Regions from separate parts of the Homo sapiens genome. Here regions 1, 3 and 4 are each linked to region 2. Evidence: chromatin loops called from intact Hi-C (ENCODE). Cell type or tissue: PC-3. All regions are shown on one strand. Each heading gives the region's core, and the rest is flanking DNA. Links, peaks and the distances in the headings are about the cores only.

Region 1 (6,471 bases), core at 999-4,998, 300 kb after region 2:
TTTTTTTTTTTTGAGACAGTTTGTCATCCAGGCTGAAGTGCAGTAGCGTGATCTCGGTTCACTGCAGCCTCTGCCTCCTAGGTTCAAGGGATACTCATGCCTCAGTCTCAGTAGTAGCTGGGATAACAGGCATGAGCCACCACACCCAGTTTATTTTTTGTGTGTATTTTTAGTAGAACTGGGGTTTCACCATGTTGGCCAGGCCCATATTGAATTCCTGATCTCAAATAATCCTCCTGCCTCAGCCTCCCAAAGTGCTGGGATTACAGACGTGAGCCACCATGCCTGGTCTACTTTTAAAAAAAATAAATAAATTTCATCATGTGTATTTGAAGTTTACAACATGATATGGGCTACATCTAGACATTAGTAAAATGATTATTATAATGAAGCAAATCAACATATTCATCATCTCACATAGTTATTTTTGTGACTGGAGTGGCTAAAACCTACTTACTTAACAAAAATCCCTAATACAATAAAATTTTATTAACTGGAGTTCTTATGTTGTACATAAGCTCTCTAGACTAATTCATCCTACATATCTGCTCATTTGTACCCTTTGAATTGCATCTTCCAGTTCCTCCCCCGACTCCTGCCCGTGAATAACCACTATTTTATTCTGTATCTCTGTATGTTTGACTTTTTTTTAAAGATTCTGCATATATGTGAGATAATATGATATTTTCTTTCTGTGTCTGGGTTATTTTACTTAGCATAATGTCCTCTGGGTCCATTCATTTTGTGGCAAATGCTGCAACATGTTTTTTTTCTAAACGGCTGAATAATATTCCATTGTTTGTGTGTAAATATGTGTGTGTGTGTGTGTGTGTGTGTGTGTCTGTGCCTATGTATAACATTTTCTTTATCCATTTGTTCATCAGTGGACACTTAGCTTGTTTCCCTATCTTAGCTATTGTGAACAATGCTGCAATGAACATGGAGTGCAGATATAAGGTAGTGTATTAGTCCATTTTCATGCAGTTGATAAAGACACACCCAAGACTGGGTAATGTATGAACAAAAAGAGGTTTAATGGACTCAACAGTTCCACGTGGCTGGGGAGGCCTCATAGTCATGGCAGAAAGTGAAGGAAGAGCAAAGGCACATCTTACATGATGGCAGGAAAGAGAGAAAACTTGTGCAGGGGAACTTTTATAAAACCGTCAGTTCTTATAAGACTTACTCACCGTCATGACAACTGCATGGGAAAGACCCGCCCCCATGATTCAGTTACCTCCCACTGGTTCCCTCCTATGTTATGTAGGAATTGTGGGAGCTACAATTCAAGATGAGATTTGGGTGGGGACACAGTCAAACCATAACAGATGGTGATTTCACCTCTTTTGTGCATATATCCAGAAGAGGAATTTGTAGGTTGTATAGTAGTTCTATTTTTAATTTCTTTAGGATCGCTAATACTGACTGCCATTAATAGCTACACCAATCTATAATCCACCAACAGTGTACAAGTGTTTTTTTTCTTCACACTCTTGTCAATACTTGTTATTTCTTGTCTTTTTAATAATAGCCATACTAACAGGTTTGAAATGATATCTTATATTGGTTTTAATTTATATTTCCCTGATGATGATGATGTTGAGAATCTATTCATATGCCTATTGGCCATATCTATGTCTTCTTTGTTTTTAGTTTTGTAGCCTGACCTTTTGGTGTATTATACAAAAAAAAAATATTGTGAAGGCCAATGCCTAGGAGCTTTTCTCCTGTTTCTCTTCTAGGAGTTTTACGGTTTCAGTTCTTACATTTAGGTCTTTTATCCATTTTCAGTTGAATTTTGTGTATGGTGTAAGATAAGATTCCTAATTCTTTTGCATCTAGTTTTCCTAGCACCCATTTATTGAAGAGACTATCTTTTTCCCATTGTGGTTGTATTTACTACTGTACAATCAACAAAAATTAGTTAACTGCATGGTAGTCCACCCTTATCTGCAATTTTGCTTTCTGCAGTTGCATTTATCTGCAGACAAATGTGGTCTGAAAATAGGCCAGTACAATTTAATAAAGTATTTTGAGAAAGAGAGAAACTACATTCACATACCTTTTATTACAGTATATTATTATAATTGTTCTATCTTATTAGTTATTTTTGTTAATCTCTTGCTGTGTTTAATTAATAAATTAAACTTTTTAAATCGGTATACTTGTATAGGAGAAAACAGTATTATAGAATTTGGTACTATTTGCAGTTTTAGGCATCCACTCGTGATTGGGAACATATTCTTTCTACATAAGAGGGGGACTACTTATATATTTGGATTTATTTCTGGGATCTCTGTTCTGTTCCACTGTCCATTTTTAGTTTGTTCTGCCCTAATCCAGTATGATCTCAACTTAATGACATGTGCAAGGACCCTATTTCTAAGTAAGATCACACTCACAAGTACTGAAGGTTAGAACCTGAACATATATTTTTGGGGGGACACAATTCAACCTACAACAAGTAGTAGTAATAATCATACAGCAAAAGGAATACTACAAGCCAGGTCTGGGCCTCCTTCTTCAGCCTCCTTCTCCATTAATCTCATTGCTCCATCTACCTACTACTTTGCTCAAGTAATTGTATGGGTTAATATTTGCTGCCCTCTGCTCCCAGCCTCTTTGTTTTTAATGACACCCAATCTCTGTTTCTATATTTGTACGTGAATTATTTCTGAATGCCTCATCCCTTTAGGTAGATGATTCATTAGATGGGATGATTATTTCAGCTGCTAACAAGTTTCCTACTTCCAGGTGACCCATCCTGAACTTTACTCACAGCAGTCTGTGAGCAAGTGATACGCATTTCCTCATATGACTCCAGCTCCTAGATTGCTTCTGCCACTCTTTGTCTCTGAGAGGGAATCCCATATAAGCTACAGAGTAAGAAGTCAGCTTAATGTGCATGGAATGTGAAGGTAGATAGAGATTAATTCATACTCTGGTTTTGCAAACGGTGATGTTGGGACACAGAGTTCAGTGGTTCATCTGGGCTTAGAGAGTCACAACCATGCATAGAACCGAGCTTCAGTTTTCTCAATACTCCAAAGTCAAAAGTAAAACAACAGCAAGTTCCATGACTCTCATCCAGCCATAGTAAACATTGCCACTTAATCAGTTAAGATTAACGTTGTTCACATACAACTCTATAATTTATCTCTTCTGAGGAATTGAACAAAATTGTACATCATAGTTTTGCCATTTCTGAGCTGTGTGAGCTCATACATTAATTCAATTCCTAGAATGAAATTTCTTCATGTATAAAATAAGAAAAAAAAATAGCTCATAGTTTGCTTGTGAGAAATAAAGAAACCAGTCTATCTATAATTTTGTCATTGTTACTGTATTAGTCCAATTTTATACTGCTATGAAGAAATACCCAAGATTGGATAACTTATAAAGAAAAAGAGTTTTAATGGACTCACAGTTCCACGTGGCTGGGGAGACCAAAAAATCATGGTAGAAGGCAAAGGAAGAGCAAAGCCACGTCTTACGTGGAGGCAGGCAAGAGAACATGTGCAGGGGAACTGCCCTGTAGACAAACATCAGATATTGTGATACTTATTCATTATCACAATAACAGCATGGGTAAAACCCATCCCCATGATTCAATTACCTCTCACCAGGTCCCTCCCATGACATGTCAGGATTATGGGAGCTACAATTAAAGATGAGATTTGGGTGGGGACATGACCCAACCATATCAGTTATAGAATAACATAGATGTTTATGTTGGAGCTCAGACACACTACCCCAAAATATGGCATCTTGGAAATTGAGAAAACAGCAGAAGCAGAAAGGTTACTCTCCAATCTTTTTCTGACTTTCTGTATGAAAGCTGGCTATAGAGAAATTATGTGACCTCTCTCCCATGAAAATAGGTCAAAAGATTCTCATGTGACAGGTGTCTTGCTCTATATGTGGAGACCAAGAAGAATTTGAACAGGCATGCCTCACTGGGTTCATCCTGAGTTTATTGCCATTAGAGCATATACTACTTTTGCCCAATTATACTACATGACTGTCCATTCTTCATTGAATCTAAGCATGATTTTTTTCCTGTATCTTTTATTCTTCATTTCCGAAGGCTCCCATGTCAGTTAAAACCTTAGCTAAATGAATTTGTTATATTTTTCTATTTTTAATCTGTCTTTTGTTCTAGGGTTGTCAGCCCATGAACCTTGCAGTGGGTGGGAAAAGATAGTATCTTTTCTTCCCTACTCTTAATAAATTGTGTTCCTGCACCTCCCACATAAACATCAATAGAACTGACAATGTCACAGTATTATTCTATTATGCGCTGCTTTGGGCTAAGTTTTTATGGTGTATTTAAATTTGTTTTGTTAAATATGTATGTCTAATATTCCAAAGAATTTTCTTTAACTTCCTTCAACCATATATATTTGTTTATGTGCTTTTTTTTTGTCTTCACTACCCAAATTAGTCATCTATGTTTGCACAGGTTTTATGAGCCAGACCCCTGAGATTAGCCTTTTCCAACTAAGACAACCCAACATTTTTCAAATTAACAGAATAAGGTAGTGCATAAAATTAGAATTGGCACTTTCCCCTTCTTTTAATGTTTAAATCCTCAAAGGTTCCATGAACAGCTAGCGTGAAACAACCTCGAGGCAAAACATCATCATTTAAAATATGCAAAACCTGTCTAGTTGTTGGCCTAACCTCTCATTTCAAGATATAAGGCAAAAGCAGCAAAACCATAGCAAAATGCAAGAAAATAATCTCAAAACTTTTAAGAAGAGTTTGTCTTCTATACATTACAAAGTGCTGACTATCTAATTCACATTCAGCATAATTTCCAAAAACATCATATACCAATGAAGATCAATCTGTCTCATTTGTAATACATAATTATTGAGAACATAATTGCAATAAAGTAGGCTTTTTTTAAAAAAAAAAAGTAATTAAATATATATTTATTCACACTTGAAAGCAGATGATGTACCAGAACTCATTTTCAGAGTAGAGGGAGAACGATATGAGAAAGAAAGAAAATTTTCAAAATAAGGGCCTTTAAATATTGTTACATTCTTTATATGAGCAATGCAACTACAATAATAGAAGAATAATGATATACCAGTGAATGTTTATTTCTTTATAATTTCCCTTCGTAATGGATATCAATTTTCAACTACCCATAAGCTGAATTTAGTACTCAATAAGAATGCTTCAATATTCTTATTATCTTTGACACAAGTATGGTTGCAAAACTTTATGTCTCTTGAAGTTTATAGCAGGTTTCCTGGTTTGAGAAAACAGTATAAAATCTGCTTTCATTGGTAAATTTGATATATTAGGGTCAAGACAAGCTGAGACTGAGAGTGACAGCTTCTGAAGAGTTAAACTTACATATTTTAAGCTTTTAAATAATTAAGCTAGGCATGATGCTTGAGAAACATTGAAAAATGTCACAGTAATTTTGATACATGCTTTTCTAACCTGTAGCACATATCTACTAGCCTTCTCAAAAATATTTTCCTTTTGGTTGGTATTATTTTCTATTTTCTGTCTTGCATTTTTGCATATCAGTCTACTTTCTTGTTCTTTGATGAAATCATGTTACATTTTGAACATATGAAGATGGTACATTTAGAAACAGAGAAAAAGCATTGCCATTGGGGTGCAGTATACACTTTTTAAACTCATTCATATAGCCACTTCACAAGTGTTTGGATGTCTATTGTGAAGTACGTGACAAAACCCCTATTTCTAGAAAGTGATGCTGTATTACTTACTGTTTTCTTGGAAATAATTCCAAGCCCATAGAGAAGCTGCAATATTGCACAAAGAGCTCTTGTGTATCCTTTATCCAGATTTGTAAATTTGTAAATTGTTAACATTCTGCCTCATTTTCTTTATCATTGTGTGCATCTATATGTCTGTATATCTGCACATTTTTTCTTAATGCTTTACTCTTACATGCTTCACAGTGTATTTCCTAAGAACAAGAATATGCTTTCATAACCACTGTATAGTTAAAAACTTGGAAATTTATAATTGGCATAATCTTTATGTAATCTACCAGGTATGCTTCACCTTTGTCAGTAATGCTCTTTATAGCTTTCCTTCCTGTAGTCCAAGATACAGTCCAAAATCACATATTGCATTTCGTTGTCATGTTCTTTGATCTGGAACATTATCTCAGACATACTTTGTCTTTTGTGACAGTTTCTTTTTGTTCATTTCTTTGTCTAGAGACAGGGTGTCACTCTGTCACCCAGACAGCTGTGCAGTGGCATGATCATGGCCCACTGCAGCCTCAATCTCCTTGGCTCAGGCACTCCTCTCACCTCAGCCTCCTGAGTAGCTCAGACAACAGGCACCTGCCACTACATCTGGCTATGTTTTTTTTTTTTTTTTTTTTTTTTTTGCTGGGGGCAGGTAGAGATGGGTTCTCATCTCACTATGTTGCCCAGGCTAGTCTCAAACTCCTGGGTACAAGTGATCCTT
Region 2 (6,471 bases), core at 1,356-5,355:
CACCCAAGGTTATTAGATTCCCAAGGTAATTTGGTCTCTACATTATCAGGTAGTTATAGTTCCATATACACACCAGTGGTTATTAATTCCAAAGGCCATTCGTTCTCTAAATTTACTTGCATCACAGGGTCTGCTCTGATTCAGTTTACACATCTGGTCTAGAGTTCCTCCTTGTTTGTTTTAATATTGATGAGTTTGGCTTGGCATTCCTGCTTTACATACCTGACTGTGTCATTTGCCCCTAGTTTTACCTCCTTCACCCAAAAAAGATGTTAGTTTCTTGTTTTAATCCCAGTTCTTTACCTGGTCATCTAAACTTTACAAATGTGCAGCAAGTTTTGGAGGAACTTTCCTCAATGTGTTTACTATTGAGATGTTTTTCTTACCAAATGAGGTAACATGTATATTCATAGGTATGTAGAATGTTTTTCAAAAGCAGGAGTAGTGAAATTATTAGGAAAAAGACTCCACAAACCACAGGATATAAATCAAGTGGACAGTCTGAAATTTGGTGGAAGGTGGCTGGCACATAATAGGCATGTAGAAAAAGTGGTTTATAGGAAGGAGTGGTGTCTTTGTTTGTGCTGTTTTAACAAAATATCTGAAACTGGATAGTTTGTAAACGACAGAAATTTATTTCTTACAGTTCTGGAGGCTGGGAGGTCTAAGGTCAAAGTGTTGGCATTTGACGTCTGGTGAAGGCCTTCTTGCTACATCCTCATGTGGCCAAAAGGGCAAGTGTTGTATCCTCACATGGTGGAAGGCAGAACGACATAGGAGGCCCAGCTAGCTCCTTCCAGACGTTTCTAAGGTGGTTGCTATTTATGAGGGTGGAAGCTTCATGACTTAATCACCTCTTAAAGGCTCTACCTCCTATTTTTTTTTTTTTTCTGAGACAGAGTTTTACTCTGCCACCCAGGCTGGAGTGCAGTGGTGCTATCTTGGCTCACTGCAACCTCCGCCTCCCAGGTTCGAGCAATTCTCCTACCTCAGCCTCCCGAGTAGCTGGAATTACAGGCATGCACCACCACACCTGGCTAATTTTTGTGTTTTTATTAGAGACGGGGTTTCACCATGTTGGCCAGGCTGGTCTCTAACTCCTGACCTCAGGTGATCCACCCGCCTTGGCCTCCCAAAGTGCTGGGATTACAGGAGCGAGCCACTGTGCCCAGCCAGGCCCCACCTTCTAATTCTGTCACATTGGGTCTTAGGTTCCAACATACTAACTTTGTGGAGACACAAACTTCGAAACCATAGCAACTGGGTTAACGAGTTCAGTAGAGGGCCAAATGTTCACACCAAGGGGAGAGAGAGAGGAACATGAGAAGTGAATTCACAGGTCAGGTGGCCTTGGGTCGGTGTCCTGTGTTTATAGTATTTCTTTTCTGACACTTTGCTTCCTAGTTTTAGTATACTCTTTTTCAGGTTTGAAGTCTCTTTATGCTTTTATGGCAGACTTTTAGAATAAAAAAAGTCATCATATTTTAAGCTCCTATTTCAAATTTGCTCACATCAGCCTGTTGGCTCTCTGTCATTATCTGTAGTATTCACCTTAACTATGCATTTGGTGTGTAGAATGAAAGATAATATGGTCCCTATCTAAGTGGATTCACAATCTAATGACAAGGAAGGGACACATATGGCTAATTATAAAACCTACAATTATAGAAAGGGAAAGGTGAAATGGAAGGATGAGACAGAAGTTGTCATGTTTGTGCAGAGAAGTAGTTAGCTGAAGTTGTTAGGCTCTTATAAAAGTGATGGTTCATGAGTTGTCATTTGACGAGAAGTACAATATTGTGAATTAGTTCACAGCAGGAGGCAAACGTAGCAGTAGGGAAGCTCCTGGCTATCATAGTTGTGTCAGAAAGGGGCTACCTATGTTGTCTTTGACTATGGACCTTGAAGGCCTCGAAATGGGAGTGGGGCCAGGAGTGGAGGTGAGGAGTCCTAATGACAACTCTGGCTGGCCAAATAAAAAATTTTATAACAGCTTCAAAGTCAAATCATAATGGATAGCTAAACAAATTCAACATCCAACTTTTAGATTATTAATCATGACCTCAAAATAGAGATTATGATCCCATAACATATATTGATTAGGAGCAATTATCCACCATTGGGCTCTGTGTACTTATTTTAATTAATAATGTAGCATCCTAATATGAAAAGATTGCAAAGTTGTATTTCTATTTGATTTGGCTAATTATGTAATGGAAAAAGAGGTGAACTTAAGTGGATATTGAGAAGAAGGAGAAATTTACAGTTCCTGCAGAAAGCATGGAAACAAGTCGTATACTCCTGAAATTTTTTTCTCCATATATTTTTACCTTCTAAATCCATGCCCCTCATTTATGATCAGCATGAAGTATCTGAAGTGAAATGTTTTATAGTAATTTTATTGTAATTTTCAAATAAGGAATTTTGATAATTTCTTCAATTTTAAATATATAGATACACATACGTATGTCTGTATCTCTATATATAGATATATATATATATACATATAGAGAGAGAGACATATATTCTCCTATGCTTTCTTTGCTTTGTGTACAGTCAAGCCACAAAAGAAGACCATTTTGCAAAGAGAAAAGCCAGAAAATTCCAAGAATGCCTTTATAAAACAGACTTAAAAAAAAAAAAAGCAACTTCATCCTGTCAAGTTACATTACTACAATTACAGTGCACATACATTGAATCAATTTTTTACTGAAGTGTTCTTTACCTTATATAAACACTGCATAAATCCATTAGACAGCCGTCAATTCCTGTAGGGAAAATGCAATACAATTTAGAAGAAAGTAATTTAATATAGTGGACACTGAAAAGGCAAAGTAATGAGAAAATATTTTTATTTTTTCTTTTCTTTTTAAAACAAACTTACAACAGAGTTTACTAAGCTTTGGTTAAATAAAATAATGCAGTAAGAATAAAATAACTTGAACGTCATATCAAATTATTAGTACACTGAAAATTCCCATCAGCTCTTAAACAGAAAGTGCCCAGTAGTAACCTAATCAATCATGGATATTCTATTTAGAATAAAAGATGAATGGATCTAAAGGGAAAAACAGTAGTAAATCAAAAGGAAGAGAGAGAGAGAGGAACTTGATCTCAGTCATAGATCCTGCTGGATTGAAGATGTGAATGAAACTGAATTATGAACTATTTACAAAATTCTTGGTTTCCTCTTGCCAGTTTTGGAATCTTTGTACTCTGTTTTGTGGTTGTAAATTTTGTTTTCTTTTCGTCATACAATCCAAATCAACTTTCCCCACCCTTGTGAAAACCACATTGAGACCCTATTCAGACGATTTATTTTCTTAGACCAAAAAATAACTTTCAGCTTCATTCAACTGACTCACTGGCTGCCATAGCATCCTGGTCCCTGAGTGGGGTCCATGATTAATAGCTCTTATGGGATTAGCGTTCCCACGTCATGCCTCTTCCTTTTCCAAATTCCTCAGTAATTTTGATTCTTTTCTTTGATCCCAAGAGGGCACTAGTTACACATGATCTTGGCTGGTGGCTTTTTCTGTTTGCCCCTCCAGCCAGGCTTCATGGACCCAGAGTAGAGAATCCCCGGCTGTGATGCAGCAGCCTCTATGCATACTAAAGTTTCAATAACTGGTTAACATTTACTGAATGTTTTTTCTGTTGTAGCTCACTGAATTTTTACCAAAACTCTGCAAGAAATATTGTATTATCATTCTTACTCTATGGATGAAAGAAAAGAGGCTAAGAGAGATAAAATTACTTGTCCCCATGCAATGGTTACTGAAAGATGGAGCCAGGATTCTACCTTAGGTAATTTGATTAAACAGACTATTTTTAACCACCACAGTGTTTTTTTTATAGTAGTACTGAGAAGAGAATAATGGCAAAAATAATAAAACAAAAACATAATTTTTACTTATAAAGAGTAAAACCATTTACATGCATGGCTCAATTTTTGTCTTCCTATCATTATCTAAGGAATGTGTTTTATCACCGTCTTACAGGGAAATGCAAGGAAACCATCAAAGAGATACTGTGAAGTGTGCATCTGCTAAGGGCAAATTGAGAGAGAATGACATTGTATCCTTGAAAATTATTGTAGAGATGCCTGAATATGCCCAAACTGCTTTCAGTGAGCAAACTTCCTCTTGGATCTGTGAAGCTTGGAGGAAAAGTCAGAGAACCACGCTGCTCTTATGTAAAACTATCTTATGCTCACTCGTATTGTACCAGGAAGGTTTTTTCCCCTGGGTATATATCGAGATTGTATAGTTACTCCTACTTTCTGTCCCATCTAGCAGGCCCTTCTGGGTTTCACCGAGCTGGAAAGCTCTGATTGTTTTCTCTGTTAGAAGAAAAGATAGATGGGTCATGAGGCAGGACTGCGTTTACCACTTTCTTGACAAGGAACTTCTGAGGATTCCTTAAAGATCTCTTGCTGGGCTCTCTCTTCTGTAGTTCATTTAACAAGAATGGATGCATATCTTCTTTTCGTTGTTTGTTTGTTTTGAGATGGAGTCTTGCTTTGTCACCCAAGCTGGAGTGCAGTGGCGCGATATCAGCTCACTGCAACCTCCGCCTCCCAGGTTCAAGCAATTATCCTGCCTCGGCCTCCCAAGTAGCTGGGATTACAGGCATGTACCACCACACCCAGCTAATTTTTGTATTCTTAGTAGAGATGGGGTTTTGCCATGTTGGTCAGGCTGGTCTCAAACTCCTGACCTCAGGTGAAGAATGGATGTATATCTATTGGTTACTTGTAACTGCTCCCCTGTCCCAGGGGTCCCTTCTAGGCCTTGTAGTTGTAGGTCCATCTGCTCCCTAAGTGGCCTATTAGAGCAGACTCAATGTCCTCAGCCAAACTCTCTCATTCATGGGACACATTTGGTGTGTGAGAAACATTTATGCATATCTTGTTCTAATACACTTTGGGCAAACAGGATGATCCCAATTCAATGGCACATTTCTGTTTCCATCTCCAAACAGTGAGTGCATTTCTTGTCCTTTAGATGTTTCATAAGAGATATGTTAAGCTCCCCTGTATTTCCTGGAAGCCTCCTTGCAGCTCTTCTTTCACTATGGATATTATCTTCATGGTATTTTCTCTCCATAGTAGGCCAAATCTTTGAAGACAGAGTAAATTGGTGGTTCCCCATGCCTGGGGGGTTGGGTGGAAAGGGGAAATGACTGCTATTGGACCCAGGTTTCTTTTTCAGATAATGAAAATATTCTAAAGTTGACTGTGGAGACCGTGGCATAACTCTGTGAATACACTGAAAACCATTGACTTGTACACTTCAAATGGTTGAATTGTATGGCATCTGAAATATATCTCAGTATAGCATATATATATATATAATGCTTTAATAATATATACATATATATGTATATGTAAATATACATATATATATAAAATAAAGAAAAAGGAGACCCCACCATTACAGGTTTATATACCTTGTTCTAATCTTTCAGTTGAATTGTGGACTGGTCACTCTTTGATATTTCCATATGCATATCTCACTAGAACCCCAAGTTAAATTCTTCCATCAAAATTCTTATTCTTAAACTGATATTATCGACATTCTAATCACTGAAGACTTGAAGCTTTTGGAAGAAACTTTGACTTCATCCTCCCAACTTTCCAACAGAATAAACTGGTTACCAAAAAAACAAGTCTTAAGAAATTTCTTTGGTGTTTATGAGTGTTGGGAAATTTAAGCAAAAATGGAAAATCCGTGGTGATGGTAATTTGTATCAGAGCCTCCTTTCAGGGTTATTTATACTTCACCTAAGACATAACTTTCCTTTTTCGCTGAAGTATATATATATCAATATTTGCTAGTGTTTGTAAGCCAAAGTTCTTGACTCAGAGCACCCAGTTTCAAATTCTGCCTCTACTATTCACAATCTTAACCTCTGTGGTGATATTATGTGTTAACTCAACTGGGCCACAGAGTGCCAAGATATTTAGTTAGACTTTATTCTGGGTGTTTCAATGAGGGTGTTTCTGGATGACATTAACATTTAAATGATTAGACTGAGTCAAACATTGCTCTTTATGATTTGGTGGGCCTCATCCAATCAATTGAAGAATTGAATAAAACAAACAAACAGAAACTGACCAAAGTGAGAGATAATTATTTCGTCTGTCTGCCTTTGAACTGATACATCAGCTTTTTTCTTGTCTTCAGAATCAAATTGAAACATTGGCTTTTCCTGGGTCTCGAATCTGCCACCCTTCAGCTTGGAATTTGCTCTCCTGTTTCCCAGGTCTTTGAATTCAAACTAGAGCTAAACCGCGGGCTCTACTGGATCTCCAGCTTATGGACTCATTCTGCAGATATTGGGACTTGCCAGCCTCCATAATCATATGACCCAGTTTATTATAATAAATAGATAAAATAAATAAATGAGTAAACATTTTCATGTTTTTGTTTCCCTGGTGAACCCTGATTAATCCAGATCTTGATACTG
Region 3 (6,471 bases), core at 1,110-5,109, 63 kb after region 2:
GGATTTTTTGTAGAACAAAGGATAAATGCTTGAGGGGATGGATACTCCATTCTCCATGATGTGATTATTACACATTGCATGCCTGTATCAAAACATCTTATGTACTCAGAGAAATATATACCTATGTACCCACTAAAATTCAAAATTAAAAATTAAAAAAAAAGAAAAATACAAAAAAAGAACCAAATGGAAAATCTATAACTGGAGACAAAAAGAAAATGTCATATCTACTGCTTATCATGACGTGAATTACTAGTCATCTGTGGAATGGCTTTCCTTTATTTTATCTCATTTGTTCTTCATAATCATTCATTGGGTTGCCATGATTAGCTTTATTTTAAAGATGAAGGAATCAGGTCTCAGAGAGGAGAGTTTACTTTCCTATGGCAACACAGCTAGTAAATATTGTAACCAAGATCATAAGCCAGACCAGTAACACCAGAAATGATATTCTTTTATTTGTCTTTAACTTTCTGGTTACTACTGATGGAAATCTTTTTTTGTTGTTGTTTTGTTTTGTTTTGAGACGGAGTCTCGCTCTGTCGCCCAGGCTGGAGTGCAGTGGTGCGATCTCGGCTCACTGCAAGCTCCGCCTCCCGGGTTCACGCCATTCTCCTGCCTCAGCCTCCCGAGTAGCGGACTACAGGCGCCGCCACGACGCCCGGCTAATTTTTTGTATTTTTAGTAGAGACGGGGTTTCACCATGTTAGCCAGGATGGTCTAGATAGATCTCCTGACCTCGTGATCCGCCCGCCTCTGCCTCCCAAAGTGCTGGGATTACAGATGTGAGCCACCGCGCCCGGCCTAATGACAGAAATGTTTAACTGTAGTCGATCAGAGACCAAAGCTGATGGAGAAGCCACTGTCTTGAACTTTGAAGATTATTATGCCACAGGAAAAAGAGAGCTCTAGAACTATCCTCAATGTATACAAGGGTCTAAAATGTTATGAAGTCCCATATAAGGGAATATCATTTTATTAGTCAATATATGAGTTTTGCGTAATTTGATTATCGCTAAAATCTACCACCAGAAAGGTGGGGTCACAAAGCTAGATGTACATGAATTAAATATCAGATCAACACATTATACCAACTATTTTGCAATAGCTAGTCATAGCAAGGAAATAACACCAACTTTAGGGGAAAAATCACAGAAATGGAAATTCTCACTACAGCTATATAAACCTTGGGCTTTCTTGGATGGATGGCTCTTGCTCCCACTGCAGATGAGAATGCTCTGTCCACACTTTCCTAGTATTTGAAAAAGCCCAGAACCCTGGGTATCATTCAGATGAGAGCCCTCATACTGAATTCAATTCATGGTGGCAGTGTAGGCATCTATCAGAGAAAGAGAGAGGATAAATACCTATCAGGAAACTTTACCACTGGTTGAGGGACTGTGGGAATAAACCCTACAGGTTAAGTCCCTGTATTCCCCTTACTTCTAGTCCAAAAGAATATATGTGTTTGTGTGTAGATGGAAAAATTTTAGTCTGGTTGATTGGGTAGCTTTTTATATTGAATAACTTTTATATTAAATAGATTTTTGTTATGTCAAATAACCCTATAATAAATAAGTTAGATGGAAAGGCTAATTCTGGTTAGCTTCTACTTATTATGTCAAAGGTAGTGTAATCAATGTGACTCAGCTTATTGTGGATCTTAGATTCCACGTAGTATTGACAAGCTTGAATTGATAATAAAATGCTCTCTCTCAAAAGGGACTAATACACACAAATTGTTGGATACAGTTAATCACATGTTTCCATCAAACCACAAGATTGCCAGGAAATAAAATCCTATTATGTGTCAGGAAGTGGAGAGAACTGGGACTATTTGGCAAATACCATTAATAACTACAGTGAACCAACAGTGAATTTCCTGCCTGAAATTCAGATTGAATGTTGACCATGTGTGAACTCAATTTTTGCACTGACAGGAAGAGTTTTAAGAACTAGATCATCTACCAATATTTTTTCTCATGTTACATTGCAATTTGTTGGATTTCTGATTCCTTCTCTCTTGCAAATGCCTTGAGTGAGTCTACACCCTCTTTAAACAGTTATTTGTTCATCCTAGATAAAGCTCCTTCATAACTTTTCTAGACCAGAATAACATTGTCCAGCCAACCCTGCTGTTAGCCATGCTCCAGCATCCCCATTTCTTCCTCATCTATTTGATTACTGGTTCCATAATGCATAGAATTTCCAAGTTGAATTTTCACAATACTGCTATTTCACATGAATGCACACACCTCAAATAGTATTCTGAAATTTCTGGCAGCAGAGTTGGCCCAGGGGAAAACATTTTCCGTCAGGAAGCACACACGGGGTCACAATCATACAGCTCTGACAGAGAGGTCTAGCAGCGTAGATCATATTCTCCAATTCTGCCATTTCAGCGCTTGCGCTATTTTCCTGCATCCAGAAAGTAGTGGAACTTCACAAAGAAATTGATTCCATTTATAAACTGGGGCACTAGGTCAAATCTGAATACCTGCAGAAAAAGCTATTGAAAGTTTCTTACTTTCCCTCCAGTCAGCAAGAAATCTTAAGCTTTGTGAAGGCTCAAGATTGGTTCTCTATATCTGTGCCTGAATCATCAAGTATTGAATTAGGTTACTTCCTATAGAATTGAGTACAGTTGTTCTTAATTGTACAACTCACTTAAGTCACTCAAATTGTTTAGCAAATTCATCTGTAGCCTCAGCATTCAAAATTAATATAGTCTGAAAATTAAATGTAAAGAGGCTTTTCAACCCATACTTTGAGAATAATAGTTCAATCCTTGATTTTTAGCAGAGCACTGTCTGGTAGAAATATAAAGCAAGGTATGTATGTAATTTTACATTTTTTTAGCAACCACATATATAGTAAAAAGAAAGGGGTAAATTACTTTTAATGAGATATTTTATTTAAGACAGTACATTTAATATTATCATTTCCACATGCAATCAATACAAAATAGTTTGCTGAGATATTTTTATTCTCTTTGTTTGCACCAAGCTTTCAAAATCTTGTGTGACTTTTATACTTACGGCACGTCTCAAATTGGAATAGACACATTTCAAGTGATCAAGAGCCTCATGTGGTTATTGGCTACTATATTGAATAGGGCCCTTCTGGTAGATTTCCCAGGCATTTGAGAAAGCATGTTTGTCACCAGTTATAATTTATCTTTAACTTAATCTTCTTGGGCAAAAGGTCAACATGCCTAATATATGTTACAGTGCCAGCACACATCAAGGGCTCAATAAATATTTACTGAATGTTTTTAAGTTTTCATTTACAAATATTTACATATTCATTCAGCTGCTGCTATGTGCCAGGTACTTTTCTAAGCATTGAGGAATTAAGCACTGACCAAAATAGACAAAATGTTTCCAAGGAGTTTAACTTCTAAAAGTTTGTCCCTTTAAATTGATGACAAATAAAATTACAAAAATATCAAAACAAACCGTACAATAAGTCAATAGCTTGTGTTTTAGATGGACTTCTTGCTCCCTAAATATCTTCTCTGTTAGTCATTTCCACATTCCACCTATTGCACATCACCTATGACTCTCTGACTGCCCAGGATTTTCTACTGCAACATCACGCATGAGCTTGCCGTCTTCAAGCTTCTTACTGTTTTTCAAGCAGAGCAGCTTTTTTAATGTTTCTAGGCCTCTGATCTTCTCCATCTCAGATAGCTGTTAAGTCCTTACTCATAATTCAATGCCAAGTTCAATTAGTACCTCTTTCATAAGCTTCTCTTTGCTCCCAATTTCAGTTTTTTACTCTTTCTTTGTTGCTCACAGACGTTGTGCAGGTCTTTATCATGCCATTTATTTTGGATTGTAATTGTATGTCAATTCTTCCCCCATTAGATCTTTACTTATTTGCTTTAGCTCTTGTAACTTATAGAGAGACTGATATGACAGGTGCTGAAAGAATGTGTGTGGGAAGGATTGATAATGTACCCATTTCCTATCTTAGTCTCTTATATTCATTCCTGATCCAAAAGAAACTGCATTCATGGACTTATGTGCCACAGTGTACCTTCTGATATTTTTGCATCTTATCAGTGTTCCTTCTCATCAGAATTTTAGGGAAATACCAGGAGAAAGACCAAGTCTATTATACCATGTTGGCAGTGTTTTCCTCTTCTTAGGAAAGAATAGCACTTGTATCTAAGTAATAGTCCATTATTTTTAATTTCCCACTTTCATTTTTGGGCATGTTTTTTGGCATCAATATTTCATAGGCTTTGTGGTTTTCCAGTGCTTAATCAGGAAAGCTATTTCTTAACTATTGTTTACAATTTAAATAAAAGTAATAAAACTTTTCCCACCCAGCTCTGAAGGTAGCATTATTCGCACCTCCGCGGAACATTAAATGCACAGACTTAAGCTTTTATCAAGCTCCACTGTGATCCAACTTTATCTGTATATATTTGAGAACCAAGCTGAATGCAATTAGACCACATTGTTTGTATGATATGCTGTATTTTCTGGATTCATGAATTAGCTTCTTCTGGGGATTCAGGGAGTCTGTGTCTGTATTTCTAACACTTTACCACTAGATGATAACACAGGTTTATATACCAAATGTAAGAGTCTGTTCAGTTAAGTGTGTTGAAGCTATACCAGAGACCATAATTCTTTCATTCTTTAGAAAATTATCTCCAAACTACTGAGATATGTTTTAATATCACATATATATTTAATTTATATATATATAAATCATAAAGAAAAAATATGATAGAATATAATCTCCTGATCTGACAATGGTCCAACAGTACATTTTTCCACTATTATTCTCAGTTGTCTGTCTTTTTGTTTTATTTGCTTTCCTTTTCTTGCTTTTATGAAATAGAATCTCAGATTACATTTATAGTCTTTTCAGAAACCACAAGTGTATTTTCTATAGTTAACCAGTTCTCACAACTAAGATTTGAGTTTCCTGGATACAGCTAGAAGATATAGACATTGGAGGAGCTTATGTAGTAGAAATAACAGAAATCAGAATTCTGCCAATTCTTGCCTTAGTAAGCAAATGAATTTAGAAGGTACAAATTCTTTTTCTGTATATTGAGGACCATAAGTTTTTCTTAGAAATGCTGTGGATACAGAAATGAGATAGTACATCAATTAGAAAGTATATAAAATCCTTTATTTGGAGTTCGTGACAGATAAATACTAATTCTCTTGTTAACCCACTTTTCTTTTCCTTTTTCTTAAGGATATGAAAATATTAGTTTTATGGTTCTTTTTCCATCCAGCAATGAGAGCATAAGATGTTTCTTTCAAATTTTTGTCAGTGTATTCTTCCCTATCTCCAAGGAGAATATAGAAAATATCCAAGTCTTCTTTCGATGTGAAACTTGCCACTTAAGACTTTTTAATTATTTCATGTTTCTTTCATATCTTGAAATATATATTTATTTGAACAAGCTCTCTTTGGAGAAAATACCTTAAGCGTAAGAAATTAATCCAGTAGTGGTGATTTCAGTTAATTGGCTACTTAAGGCTATATACTTACGGAAAAACTGGATATCAGTATGTCTTTTTGCTGTTTTCTCAGACTATCAAGCACTAGCAACTCAGGAGAGTACCCAGAAGGCCCTCTTTAAAGTGAGTGATGAAGGAGAAAATGATCAACTGTTCCTTACTGAGGTCAGTAAAGGAAATATTTTAAAATATGAGTCATTCCACGGAGATAAATAGAGCCACATAATACTTGATGACATCAATTTTGCTTTATCAGAGGAGTTAAGCTCACATTGCTTTTACATCTAGTTTGAGTAGAACCTCTCATCTGAACTAGAAGGAGTCATTTCAACTGTAGCATTGAACTAGATATTTTAAAATAAAACTAATTATATGTAATTCACCACATTTCTTTATACTAACCTATATTATTTCTACTCATGCTTATATTGGACATTATGTTTATCAGATCTCTCTCAATTTTTCCATATTTGAAAGATGTCATTTTAAATGAAAGACATAAAATAAACAATGGTTCTATCATTTTCCATCTCTAACAGCAATGGACCTGGTTGTATCACATCCTCACCAATATTTTGGCATTGCCAATCTTTTTTTTTTTCATCTTAACTATTCTAATGCATACATAGTGACATTTCACTGTAGTTTAATTTGCATTTCCCTCATGATTAATGATGTTGGGCACTTTTTCACGTGTTCATTGGCCACTTATGCATCTTCCTTTCTGAAGTGTTTGCTTAAATCTTTTGTCTATTTTTATTGTCATTCGTAATTTTTATTGCAGAATTTCAAGAGTCTTCTTGTCTTTTGAATTTGTGTATAAAGAGAAGCCAATGTGCATTTTACAAAGAATTTGTTGCTTATTTTGTATATATATTAACCTCAAAAAATAACTTTAAAAGCTTTGTTTGTGCAGCACTGTAGTCTCCTTTCTCCTCTCTCATGAAACCTCTGTCTTCTACTAAAAATTAGCTGCATC
Region 4 (6,471 bases), core at 976-4,975, 880 kb after region 2:
GAGAGCAAGTATGAAAAGTCAACAGCAGGTGAGTATTGCCAAAGGAGGGTTAATGTGCTTGGGACATGAAGGTCATAGTCCTGGGCAGTTGGAAATCCTTGAGTATGTAAAGGTAGGAGGGAACATGGGTGATAGTCAGTGTGGGAAATATGTTTATGGACATGGAGGGAGTCAGATAAAACACTATTTGATACAAGTAATTACATACACTTTTTTTATAATTGTAATATATATGTTACATAGTATTAACATACATAATATATTATATTATCCATAATATAATATAATATATTATATTATCCATAATATAATATAATATATTATATTATCCATAATATAATATAATATATTATATTATCCATAATATAATATAATATATTATATTATCCATAATATAATATAATATATTATATTATCCATAATATATAATATATTATAATACATAATATATGTATAATATAATATATTACATAATATATTATAATACATATGTATAATATAATATATTACATAATATATTATAATACATATGTATAATATAATATATTACATAATATATTATAATACATATGTATAATATAATATATTATATATAAATAAACATATAACATATATATTAGACCTATGTTCTTGTTTCATAATAAAGATCTTAGAAACTAAAATATTCAAGAATGAAAATATCTATAAAATATAGTCCATCCAACCAAGTGTGGATATTATCTAAACAAATGTCAATTTCTCTCCTGACATCCCATTTCCTTACTTACAGATTACCTAGGTCTTAGTCATCAATTTGCTGCATTTTTTCTGAGCTTGTATCATGTTCCTTTAAATTGAGAAATTTTGCCACCAAAAAATGTCTTAAGCATTATGTTAGACAAACCCCACTCCCAATTAGGACTGACAACTTGAAATTGACTTCAGAATGCAACTAGAACTTTTGATTATGCTTAATTCTCCCATCACCAGACCTCTGTTGAAGCGAACTTTCTCAGTGCTACTTCATATGTGAGCACCTCTTCATTATAGATTTTTTTCCAGTCATACAATACAGTGTCAAACATAATTCCTTCCAAGGAACACTATGTTTGGTAGGAAGTCAAAGAAGCACAAAAACATCATTTCATTCGGTTATTCTAGACTATCTTGTGTTTTGTGAATAAGTCTATTATTTATAAGATTATTCATAGTCACGTGTGGAGCCTGGGGAACCAAACCTCATATTCTCTCATTTGATTATTTATTATGGTATAAAACAGTGCCTGCTTAGGACTTGCTCTAGCAAAGTTATTAACAACAAGTCTCCCTCAGCTCTCTCCATTTAAGCCTTCCATACTTGAAGCCCTGTTATCTCCTGATTGCTCAGAACCACTTCCCATGGTGCTATGTGCATGGAAAATACCCGTGCACTGTGCCCAAACTCTTGATCATTTACACTTATCTTCTGTACTTAACTGTCCTTTCATCCGTCTCAAACAAAGGGCCACTTTGTCCTTGGTGTACTCTCTTAGTTTGTTGTACATATTTCCATTAGTACTCATCTCTTTGCACAGTTCTCGGTTCACTTGCCGCTTGCCCGTCTTAGTTGTCCTTGTATTTCCTGCACATTGTCTAAATTATAGCTCATTCTTGGCATTGCTTAAATCCTTTTGTAGTGGTTACATGAATGTGAACGAATAAGTTCAAGTTAAAACTGTAACACTCAACTAATCTCTAGTGCCCTTTAAATTCTAATACTTAAATTTTAACTATCTAGTGATTCTATCGCCTCTCTCTAAAATTTTTCCAGTATCAAACTTTTCTTTTTTCTTTTTTTCTTCTTTTGAGACAGGGTCTCTCTCTCTGTCACTCAGGCTGGAGAGTGAAGTGGCATAATCACAGCTCACTGCAGCTTCGAACTCCTGGGCTCAAGTGATCTTCCTATCTCAACCGCCCAAGCAGCTGGAACCACAGGTGTGTGCCATCATGCTCGGCTAATTTCTTAATATTTTGTGGAGATGGGGTCTCCCTGTGTTGCCCAGGCGGATCTTGAACTCCCAGGCTCAAGTAATCCTCCCACCTTGACCTCTTAAAGTGCTGGGTTTAAAGGCATGAGCCACTGTGCCCAGCCTAAAATATTTCTAATACACAGAGAAGTACAGCAATATGCCCACCACCCAAATTTATGCGATACTTTATAATTCCTTCACACTCCTTTGATAAATTATGGACAGATAGAAAGTCCGGCATGAGGAGGTAACCGCTTGAGTTAACTCCGACCCAATAAATTATGAAAAAAATCTAAAACCCCTTTATTAACTATCTTCTTAGTCAACTAGAATCCTTTCATCTGGAATTGTGTGTTGTATGTGTGGGATTACTGAAGAACAAAATGGACAGTAAAGTACCTTGCCTACTTTGCATACCTAAGATTATGAATTTGGTAACTGAAAAGATTTCTAAACTTTTTAGGAAACTCGATTTTAGTTGCAAGCCACATTCATTAAAATGTGTGATATGTACATTACACATATCAGATAATGTTTTAAAAAGAGATAACAAAAAATATATTTTTTTAAATCGCTTGTAGTCTACAAGTGAAGTACCAGTTTTTGCCACTAGAGGGAAGCTACCTTCAAACGCAACAAAAGTTTTTTTTCTTTTTTCTTTTTCTTTTTTTGCCTGTAGTTCAACAAGTCCTCTCCCTTGTCTGGTCAGATATTTGGCCAACATACAAATCAGTACCTTTCATCAACAATAAATGTAATGACAATGTTTAATTAAATAAGAGCCCTTCTTTTTTTTTTTAAGAGCTAGAAAGAGAAACAAAGAACCATATAACTGGCAACTGCAATTTGCGTCCCTCTAGAGGCAAAAGGAAATCTATAATTTGCCTTGAGAAAGTGGGAAAAGATCAAGAGGCAAAGACAGAAGCAGCGCCAAAGTGCAATCTTATTCCTTTACCATCTGTCACAATCACTGTCATTCCCCAAAGGCCATGTTTAAAAATGAGACAAGAGAGGGCTCCTAAGAACTTGAAAATGGTCAGAGCTCTGAATCACACTGAAATATTAAAACTCAACAATACCAGCCAGCAATTGCTAGAAATCAAGAGTAAAAATGTCTTCCAGTATAAGGCCATGGTGGGGAGAGGAGTTTTAAAACAAGAGGGTAGAGGGTAAGAGAAAGAAAATGATCCCCACATAAGCCTTTAGAAATCTATTTCATGAATGGTGGCTGAATGTCTTGAAGTTTATTTACTTGGTGTAATGAATTAAAATATGCAGCTGCAATTTCAAGAATTATTATACTACCATGATTTGAACAGGTGAATTCATATTCCATGTGATAAATTTCGAATTGTTCAGCTGTTGTATAGCAACAAAAATCAATCAGGCATACAATTGCAGCTGATAAGTCATGGATTGACCACGTTGTTATCTTTTTGGGTTTTTAGGCTCTCTACCACTTGGGGGCAGACTGAACAACAACAGAAAAGGAGGACCAATAGCATAAGCAACTTTCTCAACAGAGTTTCTAAGTGCATTTTCAAATATGAAAGGGTGAATGGAAGCCACCCAACATCCATTAAAATCTGTTTCATATATACCTGGAGAATGCAGACATTATGACATAGCCAGAGTGTCATTTGAATAAGTTCATATTGAAGTTTCATATGAAAAAAGGCATGTTCTATATTGACGTTATTGATAATGGAAAAAGATACAAAAGCGTCTTCTTTGTTATTTTCCTTTCCTCTTCAGAGGCTTCAATTGAAGCTGTCTTACTCATAGCACACTCAATTGTAGTATAAAGTTTCCAGCCAATGGTCCTCAAAAGGACAAATTCTAATGACCAGACAAAGGCCTAGACTACTTAGATATTCAATGTTGTTCTGTCAATCAGCATGAGCAATTGGGTTATCAGTTTGCAGAAACTTTAAAAAGGCCCAAAGACAAATTCTAATCTTACTTAACAGGAGATTTCTGTATGTATGCCTCATCAGTGACTGAAGTCACTGTGATAAAAATCCTTATTTCTGGGCAAGGGAGACATTAAACAATACAGGATGTAAAAGAATGATTAATTCTTTATCCAAAGTTAGAATAATGTATGCATAAAATGAACCAGAGTTCTGTGACTTTATCTTTTACTTTCATTAGATTCAAAGAATGAACTTCCGAACACCTGGCACATAAAGCAATTAAACTCATAATGGACTTAGCCATTGCCCATATTGTCAATATGGTAAGAGCAGATTAAAATGAAAAATAGAAACATAATTACTTTCCAGGTATTGTAATATTGGGTAAGGAGCACAGACTAATCAAAATCATTGACTTGGTCATGTCTCTAGAAGACGGATCTGCCAGATTTAAATGGAGAAATAGAGACTTTGATAGAAGATGGATTAGAACCATTGTCATCTAAGAAAAGAGTCTCAAATGCACTAAAGCAATCATGATGACCTGAAGTACAATAACTTCATAAATAATATTACCTTGACATCGATTTATATAAAATTTCAACCATCTTTAATTTCTCAATCATAGTATGTAGTAGAGATCATTGGCTGGTTCATGGTAGCACTTACAACTTACAGGGCAATTACTGTATCCTAGGCATTGTATTTAGGCATTTCACTTTACATGTATTATCTAATTTAGTAGTTGACCTTGTAAACCCCTTATTTTATAGATGAGAACATCGAGGTTTAAGTAATTTGTGCTAAGTAGTTTGCTCAAGTGGTGGAGTCCTAGTTTGAACCAACTTCAGTTTTACTTTAAAATGTGTGATTTTAATTTATATAGTCTCTTGCTAGTTATAATTCTGGTTTGATAATATTCCAGAACAGACATAATGGCAAATATAAATAACAGAAATACTTGTATTCATAACGTTATCTGTAATGGTAAAACAGTTCCCTGCAGCAGATGTTTCTAATGCATTATCTATATTCTTTTATTTTTTATTAATAGAAGTTGAGAATTGGAAGAGTACATAAGGTGATCAGTCATAAAACTACATTACTAGCTGGGCGTGGTGGCTCACGCCTGTAATCCCAGTACTTTGGGAGACTGAGGTGGGCGGATCGCCCGAGGTCAGCAGTTCAAGACCAGCCGGGCCAACATGGCGAAACCCCATCTCTACTAAAAATACAAAAATAGCAGGTGCCTGTGATTCTAGCTACTCAGGAGACTGAGACACGATAATCGCTTGAACTCGGGAGGCGGAGGTTGCAGTGAGCCGAGACTATGCCACTATACTCCAGCCTGGGCGACAGAGCAAGACCCTGTCTCAAAAAAATAATAAAATTAAAATAAAATGAAATAAAATAAAATAAATAAATAACATAAAATAAAATAAATCACCCCACCTTCTTCGCAATGTGGAGCCTTATATTAAAATGTTGGGCAACTCCCTGCCTTGGCGCCGCAGCCCCCCTAGCAGCCCCCCAGCAGCGCCCCTAGCAGCCCCCCAGCAGCCCCCCAGCAGCCCCCCCAGCAGCCCCCCAGCAGCCCCCTAGCAGCCCCCCAGCAGCCCCCCAGCAGCCCCCCCAGCAGCCCCCCTAGCAGCCCCCCAGCAGCGCCCCTAGCAGCCCCCCAGCAGCCCCCCAGCAGCCCCCCCAGCAGCCCCCCTAGCAGCCCCCCAGCAGCACCCCTAGCAGCCCCCTAGTAGCCCCCCAGCAGCCCCCCCAGCAGCCCCCCAGCAGCAACCAGCAGCCCCCGCAGAGCCCGCCGCCACCTTTGAGCAGAAGACGGCTGTGCCACCCACGTATGCCGATCTTGGCAAATCTGCTAGGGATGTCTTCACCAAGGGCTATGGATTGGCTTAATAAAGCTTGATTTGAAAACGAAATCTGAGGATGGATCGGAGTTTACAAGCTCAGGCTCAGCCAACACTGAGACCACCAAAGTGACGGGCAGTCTGGAAACCAGGTACCGATGGACTGACTATGGCTCGAGGTCTACGGAGAAATGGAACCCCGACAATACACTAGGCACCGAGATGAGCGTGGACGGTCAGCTTGCACGTGGCCTGAGGCTGACCTTGCATTCATCCTCGTCACCTAACACTGGGAAAAAAAAAATGCTAAAATCAAGACAGGGTGCAAGTGGGAGCACATTAACCTGGGCTGTGACGTGGATTTCCACACTGCTGGGCCTTCCATCCGGGGTGCTCTAGTGCCGGGTTACAGGGCTGGCTGGCTGGGTACCAGATGCGTTTTGAGACTGCAAAGTCCTTCCTGAGTGACCCAGAGCAACTTTGCAGTTGGCTACAGGACTGATGAATTCCAGCTTCACACTACTGTGAATGACGGGACAGAGTTTGGCGGCTCCATTTACCAGAAGGTGAACAAGAAGTTGGAGACCGCTGTCAATCTCGTCTGGACAGCAGGAAACAGTAACACGCGCTTCGGAACAGCAGCCAAGTATCAGACTGACCCTCATGCCTGCTTCTCCACTAAAGTGAACAACTCCAGCCTGATAG

What was found. Hi-C counts contacts between places; a loop is a spot of excess contacts. Peaks named below come from ENCODE experiments on the same cell type or tissue, not always from the same donor. Only the 100,000 strongest peaks of a DNase experiment are listed, where the experiment ranks them.
Region 1: it touches region 2 in a loop (8-fold over the local background); 2 of 110 quality-filtered maps call a loop at or near these places.
Region 3: it touches region 2 in a loop (4-fold over the local background); 2 of 110 quality-filtered maps call a loop at or near these places.
Region 4: it touches region 2 in a loop (2.6-fold over the local background); 3 of 110 quality-filtered maps call a loop at or near these places.

Annotation. Positions count from the first base shown.
Region 1 is chr3:77,902,588-77,909,058 of GRCh38, reverse strand. All of the region lies in intron 2 of LOC105377171 (a long non-coding RNA gene), which reads left to right. Among named protein-coding and RNA genes, the nearest start is that of LINC02077, 140 kb to the left of the region's middle. In PC-3, for the core only: no CTCF peak of the experiment used is centred there; a DNase peak (open chromatin) is centred at 2,748; H3K27ac peaks cover 3,244 bases.
Region 2 is chr3:78,202,132-78,208,602 of GRCh38, reverse strand. No RefSeq gene overlaps it. Among named protein-coding and RNA genes, the nearest start is that of LINC02077, 160 kb to the right of the region's middle. In PC-3, for the core only: a CTCF peak has its summit at 3,501 (motif pointing right); a DNase peak (open chromatin) is centred at 3,452; H3K4me3 peaks cover 496 bases; H3K27ac peaks cover 420 bases.
Region 3 is chr3:78,138,555-78,145,025 of GRCh38, reverse strand. No RefSeq gene overlaps it. Among named protein-coding and RNA genes, the nearest start is that of LINC02077, 93 kb to the right of the region's middle. In PC-3, for the core only: no CTCF peak of the experiment used is centred there; DNase peaks (open chromatin) are centred at 1,795 and 3,585; H3K4me3 peaks cover 838 bases; H3K27ac peaks cover 3,921 bases.
Region 4 is chr3:77,316,874-77,323,344 of GRCh38, reverse strand. The region is part of intron 2 of ROBO2 (roundabout guidance receptor 2); the gene reads right to left. It also overlaps the pseudogene VDAC1P7. Among named protein-coding and RNA genes, the nearest start is that of ROBO2, 280 kb to the right of the region's middle. In PC-3, for the core only: CTCF peaks have their summits at 2,634 (motif pointing right) and 3,433 (motif pointing right); a DNase peak (open chromatin) is centred at 1,514.